Linked DNA regions of Homo sapiens: all the other regions are linked to region 1. A link is a loop called in an ENCODE intact Hi-C map of the cell type or tissue named here. Cell type or tissue: PC-3. All regions are shown on one strand.

Region 1 (8,000 bases):
AGCCTGGGGACTTGCAAATAACAGAAATTTACTCCTCACAGTTCTGAAGATTAGAAGTCTAAGTTCAGGGTGTCAGCCAGTTTGGGCCCTGGTGAAGACCCTCTTCTGGGTTGCGAATGTCTTCTTCTGGTTGTGTCCCCACATTGTGGAAAGAGAGCTTGCTGAAGTTCCTTTTATTGGGTCACTAATCCCATCATGAGGGCCCCACCCATGAGACCTAATTATCTCCCAAAGGTCCCGCCTTCTTATACTGTCCCACTGGGGGTTAGGACTTCAACATGTGAATTTCAAGGAGATGCAAACATTCAGTCCATAGCACCCAGCCACAGTGACAACACATGACATACACAGGGGCAGAACACAAAGGGAATTCCAACTTGCTGCACCTTCCAATTAGAAACACACATTCTGTCCCTGCAGAAACTCTGCCGTCACAGCCCATTTGGGTTCTAACAGGACTCATACAGGCTTTCTGAAATCAACTTACACCATTTCTGCAAAGCCATGTTAGATCACCTGTTTCAAGCCCCACTTGATGACAGAAAGGCTGCTGGAAGAGTCCAGATCTCTACACCTCCACCTTGTCTTGCCTACTCACTGCCTGAAGTGGGGGGTCAGGGTGCAATTTTTGGTGGGAGAGGGTTAGAAACATGTTTTTGCGGTGTCTTTCAAAAATCACATGACCAGAAAACAAAAACACAAACTACTGTGATTCAACTCAGAAAGCACAAAAGGGCTTTCAGCTCAACAGCTGGTGGAGAGCGCTTGCCTCCCTTCTCTCTGCGGGGTCTCAGAAGCCAGACAATAGACCTGTGATTTTGTTGCAGCTGTAAACTCTTTCGTGGCTATACGATGAGTCAGTAGTTTTGTATTCATAATCATTGTCCTTTAAGATGCTACAGGTTAATTCAAAAAGACATTTAATGTTACATGAAGGCTGTTTGCTAACATTTTTCATGCCCCCAAACAAAAGGAAATTCACATTAGAGAACTGAATTCATTTGCCAACAAGAGGTCTCATCCAAAACTAAACTATATTTAATAACAACAACAAACATTAGGACAATTTGCAATTTAGAAAGAACTAAAACTTAGGTTCAAGTTCTGGGGTTTGCTAGTAATCCATCCTGAGAGGTCAAGGGAGTTCATCATGGCTCTTTGACTTAGTTTCCTCTTCTGCAAAATGAGGAGTTTGAAAGGGGTGGCTTTATAATTATTTGTTAGCAACACCCAATTTTTCCCCAGAACTTTAATATTAAAAAGCAGATGTAAATATAAAATATATGTTTATATATATAAACAACCTCAAATACATATTGGATTATAAAATAATGAAACAAGGCTGTTTGTGTATCTTATTTTAGTTGTCATGTATCACAAAATATCCTGATTGATCCAAAAGGGTGTTTGCAAAGCCTTCCTTCCTCTCTCTCTCTCTTTCTATTTTTTCAGTGATTGCCTTGCCAAATAAGGGCACTCATTAACTAGAGCAGAACAGGTTTGAATCTGAGGTCATCAAAACCAAAATGAATCCAAAAAAAACCTAGCTAATCAGGCAGCATATAGTAATGCATTTGGGTGTGTCAGTAAATTTGAATATGCATTTTAATAGCACTTTTTATCACAGGCTAAAATGTATTTTTAATGACATTGGAATAAAACATTTGAACAGCCATCCAAGCCCCTCTGTGGAGCCCTGGTGTTCACAGAGCACTCTTTGAAATCCACTGGGCTGCATGTTGTCTAAGGCAGGGGTCTCCAACCCCTGGGCCATGAACCAGTACTGGTCCCTTCCCTATTAAGAATCAGCAGCACAGCAGGAGGTGAACGGCGGGCAGCTGACATTACTCCCTGAGCTCTGCCTCCTGTCAGATCAGTGGAGGCATCAGATTCTGATAGAAGCACAAACTCTATTGTGAGCTGTGCACGTGAGGGATCTAGGCTGTGCACTCCTTATGAGAATCTAATGCCTGATGATTTGTCACTGTCTCCCATCATCCCCAGAGAGGACCATCTAGTTGCAGGAAAACAAGCTCAGCTCCCACTGATTCTAAATGTAATGTGCCTGAATCATCCTGAAACCATCACTCCTCCCCAACCTCTCCAACCTCCCCAACCGCAACCCCTTCCAAATTGTCTTCCACAAAACTGGTCCCTAGTGCCAAAAAGGCTGGGGGCTGCTGTTCTAAGGTGTCTTGTGGTCTGACTGTCTGTGATCACTGCCTTTTCCCTGCAACCTCACCTCCCACCCCCACCCCTTCATTCACTCTAGAAATATTTATTGAGTCCTCCTGTGAATCAGGCGCAGTTTAGGCCCTTGAGACACTTCAGTGAAGCTACCCAAATATGTACACAAGCCCTGCACAGGAACTTTTATTTTTTATTTATTTATTTTGTTTTGTTTTGTTTTTTGAGATGGAGTTTCACTCTTGTCACCCAGGCTAGAGTGCAGTGGGGCATTCCTGGCTCACTGCATTCAACCTCTCAGGTTGAAGTGATTCTCCTTCCTCAGCCTCCCACGTAGCTGGGATTACAGGCACCTGCCACCATACCTGGGTAATGTTTTTGTGTGTGTTTTTAGTAGAGATGGGGTTTCACCATGTTGGCCAGGCTGGTCTCAAATTCCTGACCTCAGGTGATCCACCTGCCTCGGCCTCCCAAAGTGCTGGGATTACAGGCATGAGCCACTGCACCTGGCCACCCTGCACAGGAACTTTACCCTTGCAGCTGTTTTCGTTTACAGCTTTGAAAACAATTCTAGTTGATACTGTATCAGATACAGCCCAATTCTTTCCTGAGTGACTGGGTTTCCCACTCAGTTACCAGTTCCTGGACATTAACAGAAGATGGCAGACAATTCATCAACTGGCTGACAGGCAGCTGCTCAAGACAAGAGGTCTGTTTGTACACTTTCCTCTCTCATATGTTAGCTAAACTGAAAGAACAACTAAGCAAGCAAGGTTGCCTAGCCAAGCAAGATCCTCACCAGATCCAAACACTTCTTTGAGTTTTGGGAAGGCTTATGGGTTAAATTAAGCCATTAACATTTGGTCCATCTTGTGTCTGTATTTTGTATTTCTTCAAGATGCTTTAAATAAGGTTGTAGATTTTTAGAAAATATGGTTCCTTTTTCAGAAAAACTCGGGATCCTTCCAAAATGCTCTCAAAGCCTGACCAACTGGTGGGTAGCCTTTGTAAACCTGGAGAATAATGGATTGTTGGAGAAGCCTGTTTTATTAAGTCTCTTTCCCTTTGGAAGCAAACCTCAGAAGCCCCATCCAACTAATGGTGGGATATTTAATTATTCCAGATTCTTCCAGAATGTCACTGGGGACTCAGATTATGTCATTTGGGTTCTGTGATGCGACTTTTAACGGGGTTGTCTCCCAAGAACAGGAGTAAATACTCAGAATAAAAAGCTCGAGAATCCGTGCCCAGTAGGTGGCGCTGCTCTTCCTTCTGTTGGGATTCGATTCAGACCCGCTGGGAACAAAATCATCTGTTAGAAAGAGTATGCAGGAGGTTGGAGTAGGCAAACGTATCGGAGGCAGAAAGGCAAACAATTTTGTCAGCTCTCCTGACATACAGAAGATAATCAAAGCAGGCAAAGCAAACCACCCCAAAATTCACAGACTATTTGGCTTATATCTTTAAAGTATAAAAACATCCTGTACTGAATTTAATTTAATCAACAATGATAGAATGTTTAGAACGATGTAATCAACTGCTTGCTATTTTCCTGAAGTCTCCAAAGAGAGTGACTTCCAAGAGTACAGATGTTCCTTGACTTATGCGGCTACGTCTTGTAAACCCATCGTGAGCCGAAATTATCATAAGTAGAGAATGCATTTAATACTCCTAACCTACTGAACACCATAGCTTAGCCTAGCCTACCACAAACGTGCTGAGAACACTTCCATTAGCCTACAGTTGGGTGAAATCATGTAACACCTAAGCCTATTTTATCATGAAGTGTTGAATATCTCGTGTAATTTATTGAACACAGTACACTGTAGAGCACAGTATCAGTTGTCTGTCCTCATGACTTTGTTGCTGACTGGAGCTGCTGCTCACTACCCCTGCCTGGCATCATGAGAGAGCATTGTACTATATTATCACCAGCCCTGGAAAAGATCAAAGTTCAAATTCTGAAGTATAGTTTCTACTGAACACATATTTTTTCTGCACCATCGTAAATCTTAGGTCAAACCATGGTCAGTTGTGGACCTTCTGTATATGTCTTTGACCTCATTGCCCCAGGGGCACCCAAATCCCAGGAATGGCCTTCCAAGGGTACCTTAAATAAAAGTTAAAGGGATGAACAAGGGTGGTTGCCCAGACCAGAGGAGCGCTCTGAAAGCAGTAACATTTAATGCTCGAATGCCTCTACAAGAGTCGTCATGAGGTTGCACAAAAACATGTGGACATTTGCACTGAGAACGCTCTCTTTCCCAAGGCAACTCCGATCTTTGAGGAAATCCAATGGACCCTGCACCTTTCTAGTTCTGCCATTTGAGGCCTTGTGAAACAAGCCTGACTCGGCTTCTCGGTGACCAGTCCTTCAAATATTTGCCCACAGCTCTTATGTTTCCCTCTAAGTCTTTTCTCCTCCAAAATAAACACCATGGTTGTTTCAACATTTCCGTAGTGTACTAGCACAGTTCTATTAATACTTCAGTTGCAAGTTACAGAAACAGGCTCTGGTGAGCTTTACCTGAGATGTCTCATAGAATCAAAAGAGGAATTAAACATCTCCAACCTGAGAAGGAAGTTGCTGGGATTCAGAGCAGGAGTCAGCGTCCTCCTACTGCAGTCCTGCCATTCACGTAACTCATTGGTGACTTTCATGTCAATTTCAACTTCCTATTGAGATTCTGAAGACCTACCTGGGATTAGCCAACCCTGGGCAGGGGCCTGCGTCACATAACATAGACATGGCTACCAAGTCTCAATACAGAAAAGTGAGATCACATAGGTTATTTCTTGTTATTCTGATCTCTCCTCTGAGCAGGGGCTATTTATTAGTGTTTCCTTTACTGTGTGGGGCCAAGTACTGAGGGTGACTCTGACCACGCAGAGCAGAGCAGGACCATCATCCTCCTGTTCTGGACTCTATACTTTTATTATTACGGCCAAAGATAGTGAGCATTTTTTTTTTTTTTTTTTGATTCACATGACTCCTCTTGCCTGTTGTTATGTCACATCTCTTTCATCTTGTACTTCACTCGTTTGGTCTGGTGACTCTAAATGCCAGACCATATCCCTAAGAATTGTCATTGGAAACATCTGAGATGCTGTTCCAGCCTGCCAAAAGCTTTTGGATCTTCATTTTATCACCCATCATAGGATAAATGTATGCCAATACTACTTTTGTCTATTTATTTAGCAAAGTTTCATTGTATTTTGTTTTGTAAGAAACTGAGTTTAGCAGGAGAGATAATAGAGTCACTGAGCTACGCAGAGAAATCATAGAAAATGTGTAAGCGATCTAGTCATTCTACTTCTAGGAATTTATCATCAGAAATTGTCGGGGACATAAGCAGGTTTGAATGCTTACATTTTTGCCTCATTATTATTTATAACAAAAAAAATGAAGCCCATTTACTGCCAAACAGTAAGGGAATGTTTACATAAATTTTGATATATTAATTTAATAAAATATATTGCCACCAATAAAAATGTTGTTGACACATACATCCTCAAGACATCAGAAAATATTATAAAATACATATGCAATTTATTTAAGTTTAGAAGAAACTAAAACAAAAATCAATAATGTTTTGATTTTTGTCTTTTTATTTTTTTATTTGCCCCACCTTGGAGAAACTAATGCCTTTTTATTTTTAATAAAACATAAACTGAAGCAAATATACCAAAATGTTATCTGTGGGTTATCTCTGGATGATGGAGCTTTGGTGATGTTGTTGTCATCTTTATACCTTTCTCTATTTTTTTAACTTTATAATAAATATGTATTTCTTCTCTTATAGAAAATCTTTTTAAAAGAAAGCTTATTTCATGATCATTCACAGAACTTCACTATTGATAAATTCTTTGCATTTTTATGCTATGGGACTTTTTTTTTTTTTAAGCTGTGATAAAGCCCAGAGTTTCCTTGGCTTCTCCTACTCGTGTGCAGATAGCAGAGCCACCCCCGCCCCACCACCACCCTGTGTTACTAGACCTTCCTGTTGAGCCAGTCCTCCACCTTGGAACTGACAGCTCTGAAGCTTGATATCTTCACCCTCCTGTCCATCAACAGCTCCTCACAGTTTTGGTCATTGCTGTCCTCTACCTCGGGCTCAGCCTTGCCCATGTTCTGAGTTTATCAGGCCAGCAGCAGAAAGAACATCAGCATGTCAGCCTCAGACCTAGTGTGACCTGACATCATGTCACACGCCCATCTCCTGGGTTCTGTGTTCTGGGAAGAACCCTGGGTGTCATGGAGATTTTAAGTAAAAGGGTTTCTGTGCTTGGCAACCACAGAACTGAGCTTCTGCCTCGATTTCCCTATCATCATCACCTTACTTCCATATTAAGATTAGCCCTTGGGGCCCCAGCCTATTTGGCTGTTGTCTTGTCATCCCACCCAGGTCTTGCTAGTGATACCTTTATCCCCTCACCTTTCACGCCCTACCTGGGCTCCTCATGATCCCCCAGAGCCAATAGTGTCTGCCACCCGGGGTTTCTCCTTGTCTGTGCTCCTTGCTGGGCTGGGTGTCTGGCTTCTCTCCCTTTCCCAGTGTTTATTTTTCCCATGTGAGTGTCCTCCTCCTTTGCTGCCTGCCTGTGTCATCAAGGACTCAGGATGCCTCATGCTCCAACTAAGGCGCCCTGTGACATTGCACATGTTAAACATGTGCAAAACAGGAGGAGTTGGGGAGAAGTATTGGGGGGAGGGGATTATCTTTAAAATGTATTTTTTCAAGCCAGGTACGGTGGCTCATGCCTGTAATCCCAGCACTTTGGGAGGCTGAGGCAGGTAGATCACTTGAGGTCAGAAGTTCGAGACCAGCCTGTCCAACATGGTGAAACTCTGTCTCTACTAAAAATACAAAAATTAGCTGGGCATGATGGCGGGTGCCTGTAATCCCAGCTACTTGGGAGGCTGAGGCAGGATAATCACTTGAACTCAAGAGGCAGAGGTTGCAGTGAGCCGAGATCACACCACTGCACTCCAGCCTGGGCAACAAGAGCAAAACTCTGTCTCAAAAAAAAAAAAAATTAAAAAAGTATTTTTTATTATGAAAGTAGAAAATAAAAATTATATTTCTCTCACTGACAAATAACCTTCACTGCTTAATATCTTAGGTTTTCTTCTAGTCTTTTTGATTGCTATGTAATTTTTACAGTTGTTGAAACTACTTAAAGGACCCAGGAATGGTCTTGTCAGTCTTCTACTTTTTTCTTTCCCTTTCCTTCTCTCCCTTCTTGCCCGTCCTTTTTTGACTACTGGTACATAAGGTAAGTTGGAGTGAGGGGGAAGAGGTACAATTAATTAGCATCTAGTTATCCCATTACTAAACGTGGTTCCTTGACTGGGTTGATTTGTTTGGATGCGCAGCCTCCTTACAGGTACCAGGTACCAGGAGGAGTCACCCTCTATAGACTAGGGAACTTCACCTTCCGTGAGATTTAGTGGCTTGCTCCTCATGACACAGTTAGCGAGAGGCAAGGCTGAATTCAAGTGCAGGCTTCAAAGGCCATTTCTCTGTGTCCCTGTTGTAAGCACTGGGCCCATGGGATTTGACAACCATCAGCCTGGGCTCAGATTTCAAGTGGGGAAAAGTATCAGCAAGTGAGTGGAGCCGGAGGTGAAAGCAGCAGCAAGGAAACAGCGGCTGGCCGGGGGTGGGCAGGGGGCGGGGGTGGCAGGGGCGGGAGGGGAGGGTGGCGGGGGCAGTGGTGGCGCGGGGGGGTGTTGGCGGGGGCGGGGGGGCGGTGGTGGCTGTGGTGGGGGGGGGTTGGCCCCTCCTGGGCCCTATGCTGGGCTTTCTGGA
Region 2 (8,000 bases), 270 kb after region 1:
TCTTAAGCAAAAATGTAAGTAAAGGGAAAAGACATTTTAGATAAACTCATCAGGTATTGGTCTGAAGTAACGAACATTATCTGGAACACTCTTTTATGAAACTGCTGGTTAGGTGCTTGCCGTGTTGTATTGGTAATTTTCTGGTTGTAAGGTTTCACTTGTATCAACTTGTTGTTTATGCTCTCTACTAAATACATCCTGTATGTTTCAATCCTTGTGTCTTTTCTTCTCTCCTTTAATTTAAATATTACTTCTTGCAAGGACTGGTTCACAATCCAGTCAGGAAACTCCCTGCTTGCCCAGCTGAGAGTTGTCTTTCCTTGCTAGTGTGTCAATTCACCATTTTGCTCACTTTGCCACTTCTAATATCCTATTTTGCATTGTTGGCGTATTTCTGGTATTACCGTATTTGATCTCTGCAACTATATAGAAAATTTGGGAGCCTCATGCCTATAATCCAGCCCTTTGGAAGGCTGAGGTGGGAGGATCCCTTGAGCTCAGGAGTTCAAGATCAGCCTGGGCAACCTAGGGAGACTCCGTCTCTACAAATTAAAAAAATAAAAATTAAAAAAAAAAAAAGAAAATTTGGGAAAGGCTATACTGCATGTAAAACACACTTATTTGTTGAATAAGTGAATGAATGATAGGGATTAGATCTCACTTATCTGTGTAACAGCTATAGAATCTTCTTTATTACCCTGCACCTAGTAGATACATATCCGTAAGTACTGGTGGATATAGTCAACTGGGGAAAATATTATTTGAGACTGAAGCTTGCCTGTTCCTTGTACCCTTTCTTAAAATGATGAGGTGTGCGCAAGATTTTTTCCTGGACAATGTGAATCTGAAACCTTCCCAGTGAAAACAGTTTACTTTGTCTTTCGTCTTAGACTTGCTGATTATATTGGCAAAACAGTCTCCTCACCGAAAACTGGAGCAAGAAATGCAGCTTTTCTCAAGATAATCTCAGATAGATTCCTCCAGATGGCTGCCCGAGCAGAGGCACAGAACAAGAGCATTCTAATTGGTGATGGTTAGGGTTTTGGCATCTTTTCTCAAGAAAGTCAAAGAAACTCTCTTCCTGGCTTATTCTGTGCCACTGGATTATTTTGATTGAGTTGATATGTTTGAAAACTCAGAACCTCTTGACTAGCCAGATGTCTGTGACCACTGAGTTCCACTGGTTTTTCAGGTCCCAATGATTAAACCAAAATAAAAGAAGGTGATGCCATGTCTGGCCAAGGGCAGACACTGCCGGTTGCCAAATCCCCAGCGTTCATCACCCGGTTGACATGATGTTTGCTATTCTAGATGGAGGCAGGCAAGGCTTCAAAAAGGCCAAGCTTCAAGAGAAAACCTTTAAGTAAGTCAGTGTCATTTGGAAATGATTTGATGAATAGGAAACTTACCGGCCAGCCAATATCATTTGTGATATATTAGCAGGAATGTTTGGAGCCCATATTGAGGGTAAGGGCTCTTTCCCACATGCCGCCCTTCATAGCTGACACATTACACATGTCTCTGCAGCATAACATATGGCTTCCTGAACTTGCAAGTATGGCTTAATGTTCTCTGTTGAAATCGTGTCTGTTTAAACAGTCTCTTGGAAAAGTGAGCCATATTCAATAAAATCATTAATTTCATGTCTGTGAATGTTTCTCTAGAGCCCTTTAAAATATGATTTTGAAGGAGCATAGTAGAAAATTTGCATTAAGCTGTTATCAGCCTCTAAAAGGGTATTGGACTATCAGTCCTAAATTGTAAATATTAAAATATTCATAGAACATTAGTCAAGAAGGAACAGTGCAGCTCATCAAATTCCAGAAGAATCACCATTTTAGGTACCTAGTATGTGCCTGGCTGTTTATGTATGCTGCATCTGATTCTCAGGATAATTTACAAGTAGGGGGGATTTCCTGCCATTTATAGATAAGGACAGGGAGGCCCAGGGACACGGATGACCACCTAGAAGTGATGGAACTGGAATTTCAACTCAATAGCACCGAACTCTGAAGTCTGTCTCTTCTTTTCTACACCAGGAATTTTAAACTTGGGCTTAGGAGTGGGCTGGGTGGGGGTAGATATTTAGGCCAGAAATCATATGCAAGTTTTTGTGTGGATGTGCATTATTCTGAGGAATGTCTGTAACTGTACCAGATTCTCCAGGGGGTCCATGAGGCCTCCAGAAGATTAAGAACCAGATTTTGGCGCCACTCTGCCTTTTTTTTTAAGCGACGAGGAAACAGCAAGTGAGACTGAACCGTTCGAAGGCGTTTGACCTGGTGTTGACCAAAAACTGAAGCACAGGACTTCTTTCTAAATTCTGTGTGTATGTGTTTTGTATGCCTCAAGGGGGATGGTGAGGGAAGGAGAAGGAAATAAAAGAAATAAATCACATATGGAGAAAAGTACACAAAACCATGTACGTTCTAACAAGTAGTTATAAAGTGAGCATCTGAGGAGCTGCTAATCAGACCCTAAAACAGAGCAAGTCCCAGAATGGCCCCGGGTGTCCCTTCCTGATAGGATGCCACACCTTCACCCCTAATCATGACCCTTACTTTTATACTGACCTTATCCTTACTTTGCTTTATCATTTTTTTTTTTTTTTTTTTTTGAGGTGGAGTTTTGCTCTTGTCGCCCAGGCTGGAGTGCAATGGTGCGATCTCAGCTCACCACAACCTTTGCCTCCCAGGTTCAAGTGATTCTCCTGCCTCAGCATCCCGAGTAGCGGGGATTACAGGCTACGCCACCATGCCTGGCTCATTTTGGATTTTTAGTAGAGACAGGGTTTCTCCATGTTGGTCAGGCTGGTCTCGAACTCCCGAACTCAGGTGATCCGCCTGCCTTAGCCTCCCAAAGTGCTGGCATTACAGGTGTGAGCCACCGCGCCCGGCCATAATTTTTTTTTTTTTTTTTAATTTGAGATGGAGTCTCCCTCTTGTCGCCCAGGCTGGAGTGCTTACTGCAACCTCTGCCTCCTGGGTTCAAGCGATTCTCCTGCCTCAGCCTCCCGAGAAGCTGGGATTATAGGTGCCCGCCATGCCTGGCTAATTTTTTTGTACTTTTAGTAGAGACGGGGGTTTCACCATGTTGGTCAGGCTGGTCTCGAACTCCTGACCTCAAGTGATCTGCCCACCTCGGCCTCCCAAAGTGTTGGGATTACAGGTGTGAGCCACCTCACCCAGGCTATAATTTTATCATCTGTATATACATCCCTAAACACTATGGTTCCATGTTTCCTGTTTCTATCTTTATGTGCATGCAGTCATACTATTGTGGGTTTTCTTGTGTGTGTCTTGCTTCTTTCAACAGTACTGTTTTTAATACCCATCTGTGCTGTTGTACCTAGTTGTAGTTTGTTCATTTTCATTGCTGTGTGTTATTCTGTTGCTTGACGACGTGATAATTTATCCGTCGTTTGTTATTGGAAATTTGGGTTATTTGTAATTCTTGCCTGTTATGAGCGATGCTTTCGTTGACATTCTAATGCATGTCTTATACACAGGTTGGGGAAAGACCAATATTTACTCAGCTTTTATGGGAAACAAAATACCTAGTTCTACAAGAAAATAGTGAAGAATTCTTCTCTTCACAGGCCTGCTTCCTTAATGCCTTGTGGAAGAAGAAAATTCTTTCAAGTGAATTCTCCTGTTAGTCTTAACATAGGTTCCAGTTGTCCTCAAGTTAGCAATAAAAATCAAAGGATGCACTCGTTGAACCTAAGTGATTCCAGGGCTCCACCCCAGACTCCTGGGGTCAGAGTCTGCTAGATGGGGCTTGGGAGTCTGCAGATTTAACAAGCACCCAGGTGATTCTTGTGACTGGGAGACATCGCGTTCACCCTGATTGAATTTATAAGGCTGGGCTCCTTAGTTGGGAAGAGATTTGAAGAAAGTATTTGCATGATTAAAATCTTGGAAAATTGGCCTTTTAAAAAAGTTAAGGGAGTTGGATTTATTTAGCCTATAAAAAAACCTGAAACACGATTTAATAGTTGTTTGCAAAAGAATGAAACTTTTGTAAATGAAAAAACAAATATTTGCTAAGTCGAGAGTGATTTAGGCCAATCAACCTCCTGCTAAAATCAGCAGCAAATACTGAGCACCATGGGGGTAAGAAATGAAGACTGTTCTCAGGGCCTTCAGGGAGCTAAACACAGGAGAAAAACCGTAAGCTCTCGAACAAAAACCAGGATGCGATATTTCATCAAGTCTAGACTGTGGGCTTCGGTTGAGATGAGCGAGTGGATGGCCCCCAGGGACGCAATGGAGTAGAGAAACAGAGAGAGGCCACCAGGAAAGGGTGGAGAGGGCCCGCGGGGCTTGAGCTAGGCTTTCGAAATACGCCTTTGCTTAGGCAGATGGGGTGACAGAGCATTCTGAAGCAGTGGCTGCCAGTGTTTTTTCTTGTGATCCTCCAGTAAGAAATATCTATATTTCTTACATATATGTGTGTGTGTGTGTGTGTGTGTGTGTGTGTGTGTGTGTGTGTGTGTATATATATATATATATGTATCTTTTCTTTTTTTTTGAGACAAGGTCTTGGGTTGTCGCCCAGGTTGGAGTGCGGTGGTGCAATCTCGGTTCACTGCAACCTCCACCTCCCGGGTTCAAACGATTCTCCTGCCTCAGAATCCCAAGTAGCTGGGATCACAGGCACGAGCCACCGTGCCCAGTCCAGAAATGTATTTTATATCAGTCAGGATACACATACATGTAATAAATAAAAGCTTCATAAGACATTTAACTTTATTAAAGGTGGTACATCTGATGTTTTCTATTTTATTTTTTTAACATGTGAGGTTAACCGATAAACTATACAGCTTTCATAGAGTTGAAAACTATAAGAGGACCAGAAGCCCAGGGTGGAGGCAGAATCAGTCCTGTCCTATGGAGGGCATGCTAGTTAGAGGAGAGGATTTTCATGGAAAGTGGTGAGAGGTAATTTTGTTAGTTTGATGGTGGTCTCCAAAAGCCTTCTTTGATTCTAGAGTATGAATGAATTACTTTGGGATGTTATGATAAAATTTCAAACTTTACCTATTTATTTGACCAGCTCTACTTTTGGACAGTAGATTGACCAAAGTGACTTTTTGAGATTTTTTTTGATGCTTGGGGGTGGGGGTAGGGGAGAGGATTTGCTTCTGGATTCCAAAGAATGACTCAAAGTGCTTATTGAACATCTGTTTTGTCTCATGTTGTGATTGGCTATGGGAATTTTGGTATAGAAAATGGCACTGGAGCCAGGCACGGTGGCTCACACGCCTGTAATCCCAGCACTTTGGGAGGCCAAGGTGGGAGGATCACTTGAGGTCAGGAGTTCAAGACCAGCCTGGCCAATGTGGTGAAACCCCATCTCTACTGAAAATACAAAAATTGGGCCAGGTATTGTGAGTCACACCTATAATCCCAGCACTTTGGGAGGCCACGGTGGGCAGATCACGAGGTCAAGCGCTCAAGACCATCCTGGCTAACATGGTGAAACCCCACCTCTACTAAAAATACAAAAATTAGCTGGGCGTGGTGGCATGTGCCTGTAGTCCCAGCTACTCGGGAGGCTGAGGCAGGAAAATCGCTTGAACCCAGGAAGCGGAGGTTGCAGTGAGCTGAGATTGCACCACTGCACTCCAGCCTGGTGACAGAGCGAGACTCTATCTCAAAAAAAAAAAAAAAAAAATTAGCCAGGCATGGTGGCAGATGCCTGTAATCCCAGCTACCCAGGAGGCTGGGGCAGGAGAGTCGCTTGAACCCAGGAGGCAGAGGTTGCAGTGAGCCAAGATCGTGCCACTGCACTCCAGGCTGGGCAACAAGGTGAGACTCCATCTCAAAAGAAAGAAAAAAAAAAGAGTATGGCACTGGATAGAATAGTTTTATAGGAGAGGATGAGAGGATGTAGGAAATATCTCCGTGGGCAAGTTTAGGAAGGAAAACTGATGGCCTCTTTATCACTGTGCTTCTGGAAGGAGCATGATATGGCCAGTTGTGCATATCAGAGCTAATTGCAAGTATGATTAGTGGCCTGGCCCAGGACTAGACAACTCTGCTATTTGATCAGAATCCAGATTCCTGGATCAGACGTCTAATTGGGACCCTACTTGGCCTCTAGTTTTAGCATGCTTGTGAGAATTTTAAGAGCAAAACTCTTCTTAAAATTTTTTATTTTTAGAGATGGCGTCTCACTGTGTTGCCCAGAGTGGTCTCGAACTCAAGCAATCCTTCTGCTTTGGCCTCCCCAGTAGCTGGGATTACAGTTATGAGCTACCACGCCCAGGCTCTTACCTTCCCTCCTCTTTTCCCAACCTAGCTCTGCTTACTGTGAACCCCATCTGCAGCACTTCTTGAATGGTGTTGTGGATTATTTATTGAAGATTTGCTTGTGTAGCCATGTTCTCTTCATCTGCTCCAAGAGAAAAGTAAATTCTGGCCTGCACTGAAAAGAGGCTCTAGATAGAAGAGAGGCATTTCAGACCACTAGGAATGTTGCATTGACCTTGTCTTCCAAAGAGCAGGATAGGGAAGATCTCTCCTGCCATGTCTTATAGAAACTGAACTCCCTTAAAGATCCATGTGGAACGAATTTTAGGGAACCCCTGCAATCAGATTTTTCTCTACCTAAGAGTAGAGTGCCTTAGCAACGTTGAAAAGGAAAATCCTTTCATGCGGCCGTTCCTTTGCTTGAATACTTTCAGTCCTGTCCTCTGAGATTTGATCATATCCTTTTGATCTTCCCAGTCCAGTTTTAATTTGTTCAGTTTAGGTTAGAAAAGGATTTGGAAAAACAATACTTTTCTCTTTTAGGATTCTATAGGTAGGGATCATTGGTCCTAAATGTTCTTCCCTTTTTTCTTTGCTTGTAAAGTGCACTCTGGGGGAATAAGCTGCACTGTGTTTCTTGGGGCTTGATCATTTGCTGTAGTTGTTTGTACAGTTGTTAAGTTACGCTTTCTATTCTACTAACAAATGATGGTGTGAGGAACGCCATATTTCTTATGTTTCCCTTCAACAGGAAGCTTGATTGGTAACTAAAGACAAAAATCTCATTTCTTTGTGAGTAAATTGCTGTAGTAGGAGCGTGGCTGATGTTGGTCCAGACACATTCTTACTTTGTTAAACCTATGAGGAGAGTCATCAAGGAGAGCTGCACTGGTCTACATGGTGGCCTCTGGCTAACGTCACGTGAAGTCTCGAGGTTAAAAATTCACTTCTTCAGTAGCACTAGCCACATTTCCAGTGCTCAGTAGCCACAAGTGGCTCATGCAGTATTGACATTTTGGGCCAGATTATTCTTGGTGGGGGTAGGAGGACTGTCTCATGCATTTGTGCATTGTAGGACTTTCAGCAGCACACCTGGTCTCTACCTACTCAATGCCAGTAGCACTCTATAGACATAACAACCAAAATGTTTCCAGAGATTGCCAAATGACCCCACAGGGGCAAAACAAATCCTGGTTAAGAATCACTGGCTTTGTGGCTATAGTATTTGAAAGCCCAGATAAAGAACATTTCCATGACGGCAGACAGTCCTGTTCTAGAGTAATCCCTAGCAGAGTTTGGGGAATTTTATATAATAAGAATTTTGAGCTTTGGTGGAATCACAGTGGACATCCAGTCCAAAGCCTGGGGAAACTGAGGCACAGAAAGATTATGGGTGACTTCAGGTCACACAACATGTAAGTGTCAGTCTGGAGTTCTGGACTTCAAGTTCACGCAGCCCAGAGAACAAGCTGCTGATTTTTGTTCAAACCTGCTTCATTCCTACTGTGCACCTGCACTCAGTGTTGGTGGGGGAGGACAGAGTCCTAAAAACTGGGAATGGTTCAGTCCTGAGACGTTCAGAGATGCAAATTCTGAACACATCTCTTTTATCCCTCCCTGGCTTAAGGCCCTACATATGGGCTAGGGTTGGGAGGGTGACTGAGACATCTGATGGACAAAGACTTGTTGGGTTTCCTCATTTCCATCAGTACAGAGATTGGGAACATACTCCCGGGGCCGTGG
Region 3 (8,000 bases), 230 kb after region 1:
AATGGCATATAATAATAATTAACCCTGTTTTGTGGAATAAAATATCAGCAGGAATATTTAACATGAAGCATACTGTTTCCCAATACCTTCGTTGCATTGTCAAAAAGTTTTAGCCCCAGGATTCTGTTTTTTATTTACTGTTTCTGTCCACCTCTCTGCTAAGGAACTTGTTGGTCTGCTGATTCTATTAAGATTAGCATTGCAGTAGCCCAACCTTGAAAACAGCTATGCTGGAAGGATCAATGACTCTAGCCATCAAAGTGGACAAGGGAAGGGAACCTCACTTGCAGTTCCTCGGTCTACCTGCCCACCTCAGCTTCAGGGCCTTTTGATATGGTGGGCTAGAGGAGGTCCAAATGCTGGTGGGATCTCAACCTCACCTGGTGTCCAGGTGCTTGACACCATCCCAAGAAGGAATTCATGAGTCAGAAAATTGTAGAAGTATGGAGATTTATTGCAAAGGGAAAAGTACACCCTCAAGGGGCAAGGGGAGCGTGGGCATACTCAGGAGAGTTGTGCGTGTGAGGGGGTTTGGGGCTGCTACCTTTATGGGCTTCATTCACCAAGGTGGGGAATATTCATGAAAATTCCTGGAAGGTGGTGGAGATTTCTTGGAACTGTGGTGTCACCGTTTTTATACCAAATGTGGGTGTTCCTGAAACTATCATGGCACTCGTGGGGGAGTTGATTAAGTATGCTAATGAGTGCATAATGAGGTTCTAAGAGGAACCTAGGTCAGATCCAGCATCATTTTGGGTCCAGTTGGTCTTAGCCAGCTTGGTCCACGCCCCAGTATTTCAGGGTCTTATCAGTCCCTAGCTTCTGCAGGTAATTTCAACAGTTTCTTTTTACTAGTCATGTGAAACTCCTGCCTGGAATTTTCTGTTCTCCTGAACCACTCTGTATTATTCCTGTCTCGCTTTGACTTGGTGTTCCCTGCCCCAAAAGGCTCTTTGCCTGGTCTCTGCACAGTTGCTACCTAAAAAGTCTTTTCCTGACACCTCCCACCCCTCGAGTAAAATCACACATTCTTCTGGCTTCCTATTCTTTCATTTTAACTTTTTAAATACTTCTCACCCTTCATGTGTTACCTGTTTGTTCATGATGTATTTGTTTGTGAACTGTCTTCTCCCTAGAGCAGTACCCTATCAGGACTTAGGCTCTGGGGATTTCACTGCTCATTCTCCAGCCTGGCACATAAGAGGTGGTCAGTAAAACTGTCGAATGAATGAGTGAATGAGTGAATCACAGTTAACCTCAGTTATAAAGATGTAATCATCAGTCTTCCCAAAATTCTTACAATACTGGACACTTTAAAGGAAATGAGGCTTTTTTAAAAAAAGAAAAAGCATTTCCTGGCAGGAATTTATGTATTTGTATGCAATATGTGGGTAGTTACAGTACAGTGCAAGAAAAACAACCATATTTCCTGTCCTCTAGGAATTTGAAATCTGTAAAGAACTCTAACATTGGAAATGCCTGATAACATACATCTGCAGTTATTTGTGGCAAAAGACAAGGCAAATAGGCAAATATTCGGTATTATAAAAAATGCACAGATTTCAAAGGACAAGTATAGGTGGATTTACATGCCTACATCTTTTGAGGTGAGTGGAAATTTGTACATGATAATCTAGGTGAGGCTGAGGCTCCCTGGCTGTGACAGTTCCCTTTGGGCTATTCCCCTGTACCTCCTGGGTCAGCTGATCTGCCTCCATCCAGAAAAGATGCTGAGGAAAGTCAGGAGTGGTCAGTAGCTTTTGTCATGTGGGTAGCTAATTACAAGTTTTGGGTTAATTTTTTTTTTTTTTAATTGAGACAGAGTCTCGCTTTTGTTGCCCAGGCTGGAGTGCAGTGGTGCAATCTCGGCTCACTGAAACCTCCACCTCCTGGGTTCAAGTGATTCTCCTGCCACGGCCTCCCAAGTAGCTGAGCCTACAGGTGCGTGCCACCATGCCTGGTTAATTTTTGTATTTTTAGTAGAGACAGGGTTTCGCCATGTTGGTCAGGTTGGTCTTGAACTTATGACCTCAAGCGATTCACCCACCTCAGCCTCCCAAAGTGTTGGGATTACAGGTGTGAGCCACTGCGCCCGGTCAAGTTTTGGGTTAATTTCTCAAAATGTCTTCTCTCGCACGTTTCTTATCTTTTCACTCTTTTCTCCTGCTTTCTAGGTCTTTCTTCTTTGAGAGGAAAGGGAGAGACCCTGGTTAGGCCAGAAATCCATGGAGAAGAGTTTTCTTCCTCTTCTGCCTTCCACTGTGGTTGGTAGATTTTCAAGATTTTAGTGGAGATTGATGGAGGATCCTGCAGGCTGCAGCCTCATCCCCCTCACAATGTATTTTTTGTAATAGGTGAAATGCTGCTTCTTTATTATGGTCAGGAGAAATGTTCTCTCACTGCTGGTGGCCAGTATATAAATCTTAACTTGTATGTTTATATATTCAGCATTATGTATGTGTATGTGCGCATGTGTGTGTGTTTGTGTGTAATGGATTTTAGTTGTGCATTTAGTAGGATAAAACACATGCATTTCTTTCATTTATGACTTATACTGTGACTAATTGTGGTTCATTTTAAGACTATTTATTTTAAAGAGTTACCGCAAAAAAGTCTTTGAATTGTTGGCATGCTAAAGTTAATGATAATAAGAATCAAGATTTTGAAAAGCACACTTCTTAATTTCTTCTTTCCTCATTTAACCAGAGCTGAACAGCTTACAAGTAGAAATCATGGGTTTTGGTATATAGAAATATAGGCTTAAAAATATGGATGCAATTTTAATACAATGCAGTTTTATGAGGCGGAATATCTTAGTTGTTTGACCCTAACCGACTTCATTAGGATGTTGTAATTCCCCTCCTTTAACTTGCCCATTTTGGGCGGGGGGGAATCCTTGTGGAATGCAGTGATTCAAGAGCTTAAGGACAGCAAGAGAGCAGGGGTAGGGATGGTTACAAGGTAAGACGTGTAGTCCCTGAGCAAGGCCTCCTTAAGGATGTGAATTCTGATTACTGCAACTGAAGAAGACAGATGTGGGAAGAGAGTGCAAATCCCAGTCACCCCACCCATGCCCGTCTTTTGCTGGCTGAGGGGTGGCTCTGTGTCTTTTGCTCCACATCCCCTGTGAATGTGAGGGCAAAGAACTCTGCTGAAGTTGTTGGTCTTTTGTCAGAAGAAGGCTTTAAGTACTGGCATTCTTTCCTCATGAGCACAGATCCGGCTCCTGTTTCTCAGGGAGGGCAGTGAACTTGCTCTACATTCCTCATGGGTAATGAAGTTGTTCCCAAGCCTGTCACCACCACATCCTTCCAACCCTGCTCTTAAGCTTCTTTTTCAGAGGGAAGCAGAATGTTTACTCAGTAGGACATCCTAAAGGACAGAGGCAAGGCAAGGAGAGGATGGAGAAAAGCTCATTCTCTTTTGACCACAATCACTGTCACTGGCTGCAGGGTGTGGAAAATGGGAAGGCACAGTATATCATCATTTCCTCAGGACGGAATGCTGGCCAGTGCCCGATGGGAACAACAGCTAGCAAATTAGTGAATTGTGGCTGCCCATTATTTAAGAGAGAACACGTGGTAACCACCTTCAGTAAATAAATGCAGATGAATTTGGTGATTTACAACTCTTGTGTTTTCTTGTGGTAACACAGTTGTCCAACTGATCAGGCATGAATGTTAATTTACACACCATAAGGTACGTGGTTAGTGGTTCTCAACATTTTTAAACATGAGAAACCTGTTCTAACATACACAGAGTTCACAGATCTTTAAGAACTTTTAGCTGTTCTGTTATCTGTTGGTTGAGAAGACACATAATGGTGAGATCAAAATGTATTAAGTGGATTTGAATTACAATTATCATGGAACTTACTATATTTGAAAACTGTGTGTATGTAGCATATTACACACAATGGTGCTCAGGGATTCAGGATCTTTTCTCGTCCCCACCAAACTGAGGACCCTCCTCTGCCCTCCCCCGTTCTCAGTTCAGGGCCAAAGCCCCCAGGTTGGGATCTACTGGGAGAATCAAAAGATTGTGAATTTTGGGTCAGGCAGAGAGGGGATCAAATTTCAACTCTACCACATCCTGTATGATCTTGGGTAAGTTACTAAACCTTGCTGTGCCCCAGCTTCCTCGTCTTTAAAATGGAGATCAGTTCCTATGAAGACTTAACCTCCTAGGGGTTTTGGAGGAATTGAAGTTTTGTTGTACCATGAATAGTGCCTGCGCAGGAAAGGTGGCACTTAAAATTTTTTCCCCACTTCTTGCCTACTCTCCCCACCTCCAGGACAGATTCAAGACCAGTAATGCACAAGATGAAAATCAATAAGTTAATTCTTTCTGCCTCTGAGCATTCATTTAGCCGGTACTGTATGTTCTAGTTAGTAGAGCTATTTGACAAATGACTACTACTTTTAGTGGCGTAAAACAAATCTTTATTACACTCACCAATTCTCTGGACAGGGTACAACAGGGACAGCTCGTCTCTGATCCGTGTTGTGGAACTTCAGCTGGGCAGACTGAAAGGATGGGGGCTAATTACCTGGTGGCTCATTCCCTCAGCATCTGACGGATAATGCTGGCTGTCACCTAAGACCTTAACTGAGGCTTTTGGCCAGAACGCTGGTGCCCCATTGGCCCTGGCTTTCTCACAGCATGGTGGCTGGGTTCCAAAAGGAAACATCCTGAGAGAGCTAAACGGAAACCTCATCCATCCCCTGTCATGGTCTAGCCTTGGAAATCATACAGCATCGCTTCTGCCACCTTCCATCCATTGAGATTGTCACAACATCCCGCTCATATTCAAAGGGAGGAGAAATAGATTATGCCTCTTGATGCAAGGTGGTTCTGGAGAGTATATGGGAACAGAAATCTTACCGCACCCTTTGTGGAAAATCTCTGCCACGGTATGTGAGCAGTTTGTAAATTTATAGAAAGGGACTCCTTGAATGTCCTTGCACTGCTCTTCCCTGAGTTACCGTGGTTGCACGCTGGACTAAAAGCTAAGACCTTAACACAAAGACCTGAAATATAGTATCTGAACTCTGTCCCAGGGCACGTGTCACCTTCTAGCTTTGAACTGGAGCCTGGGTTTTCATCTAAAAGCTGGCTTTTAGATGTCTGGTCAATGGCATGTCAGTAACTGAACTCTGCGCTATATGCTAGGTGGTAATATCAAGGTGTAAGACGCACCAGCGAAGCCAAGGGCTGACTTTCTTTCCAATTCAAAGATATTTTTTGTGGTAACTCTTTAAAATAAAGTCTTAAAATCAGCCCTAACCTGATTTTATTTCTGGACAAGAGCCATATTACCTGTACCCCACTTTGTCTCCATTACTAAAAGTTCACCAATTACATTGTCTTCCTAAGATTTAAAAAAAAATTTAAATAATTATAGAAAAAGTTGTAGTGTTTGGAAAGCTACCTTAGAAGGAGAAGAATTGGCCTCTAGTTAGGAATGAGAATTCTTCCTTATGATATTATGACAGTTACTTTCCCCAGTAAATATTTATTTCTTCTCAGAGCTTATTTGCAAGTGAGATATACTTAAAGCTAAACAAACGATTAGCTCACAAAGTGTTAAACCAAAAAGAAGTTTCGCAGAAAAAGAATGGACACATAATTTTAAAAATGTATATGTATCATATAGTTTGATTATGTGTAAACCAAAAATTTAAGGGAGGATGATGGGTTGTTTATCATTTATATGGAGTCAAGTTAGTCTATAAAATGTTCAATCGCTTCCAGACTCTGAAAGTCATTCTATGACCCTGTCTCAGATTTTTTTTTTTTTTTTTTTTTTTTTTTGAGATGGAGTCTCGCTCTGTCGCCCAGGCTGGAGTGCAGTGGCGCAATCTCGGCTCACTGGAAGCTCCACCTCCCGGGTTCATGCCATTCTCCTGCCTCAGCCTCCCGAGTAGCTGGGACTATAGGCGCCCGCCACCACGCCCAGCTAATTTTTTGTATTTTTAGTAGAGATGGGGTTTCACCGTGTTAGCCAGGGTGGTCTCGATCTCCTGACTTTGTGATCTGCCCACCTCGGCCTCCCAAAGTGCTGGGATTACAGGCGTGAGCCACCGCGCCCGGCAGATTTTTTTTTCTACTTGACTAATAAAAGTAATAGCGCTTTCATGAGGTCTCACTGGGCTGTTTGGAGTATGTGAGGGATAACAGAGGTGAAAAGTTTTTGGAAATCTGCATGTGCTATTCACATGTAAAGTTCTGGCTTTTATTTTTTACTTTTTTTACTTATTAGAGCTAGTTCTCACTATGTTGCCCAGGCTGGCCACAAACTCCTGGGCTCAAGTAATCCTCCGCGCTCAGCCTCCGGAGTAGCTGGAATTACAGGAGTGCACTGTAATTTTTGTTGTTGTTGCTATTATTAGTCAGAGGTGGGACTCCATGACAGCCCACAGAGAGGGGAGGAACAAAGACCTGCCTTCCCACATGGGTTCTCTTCCCCTATTTCTTATATTTCCCCTTCTTCCTTCTCCTCTCTTAAGTCTCTTTCTTCCCATTGCCTTTTTTTCCTTCCCTGTCTTCTGTAAGGTCTTCGGCCTCCCGTTGTTGTCCATAGATATTGCTTCTGGTATCTGGACTCTGAATGCCTTGTGATCAAAACTATGTTGTTTATATAGATATGTGTGTGTATGTATGTAGATGTAGATGTGTATATATATATATATATATATATATATATATATAGATGTGTATGTATGTATATTGTATACATACATATAAAATATGTACATATATTTATGTACATAAATATGTAGATATGTAAAATATGTACATATGTTAAAAATAATACAAGGATCTCACATCATGCCTAGTCCAGAGCTCAAGAGGGATGTAGCAACTAAATGTATTATGACCATCTAGATTGCAGGGAAAATCATTAGCCAGGCTCAAAAAAGTAAACCTCTGCTGCTTTCTAGATTGAGCAATACACAAGATATTGTTCATGTGGCAAATCAATGCCAGCAATTCCGTGTCTGCCTTTATGGCTTGGACTTAGGGCTTTTATTTTAAATGATTTCTTATTTTCTCTGCCAACTGGTCTCTAAATATAAGTTCGTGTTTTTCTTGAACGGACACTTTTTTTTTTGAGGTGGAGCCTTGCCCTGTCACCCAGGCTGGAATGCAGTGATGGAATCTATGCTCACTGCAGCCTCTGCTTCCTGGGTTCAAGCGGTTCTCCTGACTCAGCCTCCCAAGTAGCTGGGCTTACAGGTGCGTGCCACCACGCCCAGCTGTTTTGTAGTTTTAGTAGAGCCAGGGTTTCACCATGTTGGCCAGGCTGGTCTTGAACTCCTGACCTCAGGTAATCCACCCACCTCGGCCTCCCAGAGTGCTGGGATTATTACAGGCGTGAGCCACTGTGCCTGGCCTTGGCTGGACACTTTTAACTGCTCTAGAAGAGAGCTGTTCTTTTGGTGTCTCGCCCTGAAAGTGAGTTTTATGTATGCCATGTAGTCTATATGTAGATCTTTTCAGATAGACCCTTTGTTATGAGCTGAGTTGTGGCCCCGCCCACCCCCAAAGTGATATGTTGAAATCCAAACCCCCAGTTCCTCAGACTGTCACTGTATTTGGACATAAAGTTAACATGAGGCCTTTAGGGTGGGCCCTAATCTAGTATGACTAGTATCCTTATACAAGGAGAAAATTTGGACTCATGAAGAGACACACACAAGGGATGTACATGCACAGAGAAAAGTCCATGTGGTGACACAGTGAGCAGCTGTCTGCAAGCCAAGGCAAGAGGTCCCAGGAGACATCAGCCTGCTGGGTGACACTTTGATCTTGGATTTCCAGCCTCCAGTCTGTGGGATTTTGTAATGGCAGCTCTAGAAGACTAACATCCCCTCCGGTTTTAGTGAAAATTTGTAAAGCATTGTTGTGTGATGTGGTGACAAGCAGAGAAATACAAACTTAATCTCTGCCAGGCGTGATGGCTCATGCCTGTAATCCCAGCACTTTGGGAGGCTGAG

What was found. Peaks named below come from ENCODE experiments on the same cell type or tissue, not always from the same donor. Only the 100,000 strongest peaks of a DNase experiment are listed, where the experiment ranks them.
Region 2: a loop joins it to region 1, with 4 times the contacts of the local background. A loop is called at or near these places in 3 of 110 quality-filtered maps.
Region 3: a loop joins it to region 1, with 10 times the contacts of the local background. A loop is called at or near these places in 3 of 110 quality-filtered maps.

Annotation. Positions count from the first base shown.
Region 1 is chr5:34,482,921-34,490,920 of GRCh38, forward strand. No RefSeq gene overlaps it. Among named protein-coding and RNA genes, the nearest start is that of RAI14-DT, 170 kb to the right of the region's middle. RefSeq lists enhancers at 1-511, 512-1,054, 3,366-3,525, 7,994-8,000. In PC-3, a CTCF peak has its summit at 3,442 (motif pointing right); DNase peaks (open chromatin) are centred at 2,181, 3,471 and 4,621; H3K4me3 peaks cover 677 bases; H3K27ac peaks cover 5,098 bases.
Region 2 is chr5:34,748,253-34,756,252 of GRCh38, forward strand. The region is part of intron 2 of RAI14 (retinoic acid induced 14); the gene reads left to right. Among named protein-coding and RNA genes, the nearest start is that of TTC23L, 87 kb to the right of the region's middle. In PC-3, no CTCF peak of the experiment used is centred here; no DNase peak of the experiment used is centred here; H3K27ac peaks cover 1,505 bases.
Region 3 is chr5:34,714,615-34,722,614 of GRCh38, forward strand. The region is part of intron 2 of RAI14 (retinoic acid induced 14); the gene reads left to right. It overlaps LOC124900960 (a long non-coding RNA gene), which reads left to right. Exons shown (of 3, transcript XR_007058730.1): 2 at 1-1,607; 3 at 2,175-6,692. Among named protein-coding and RNA genes, the nearest start is that of RAI14, 62 kb to the left of the region's middle. RefSeq lists enhancers at 6,781-7,281, 7,282-7,782. In PC-3, no CTCF peak of the experiment used is centred here; DNase peaks (open chromatin) are centred at 1,227, 2,577, 2,927 and 3,287; H3K4me3 peaks cover 2,224 bases; H3K27ac peaks cover 5,162 bases.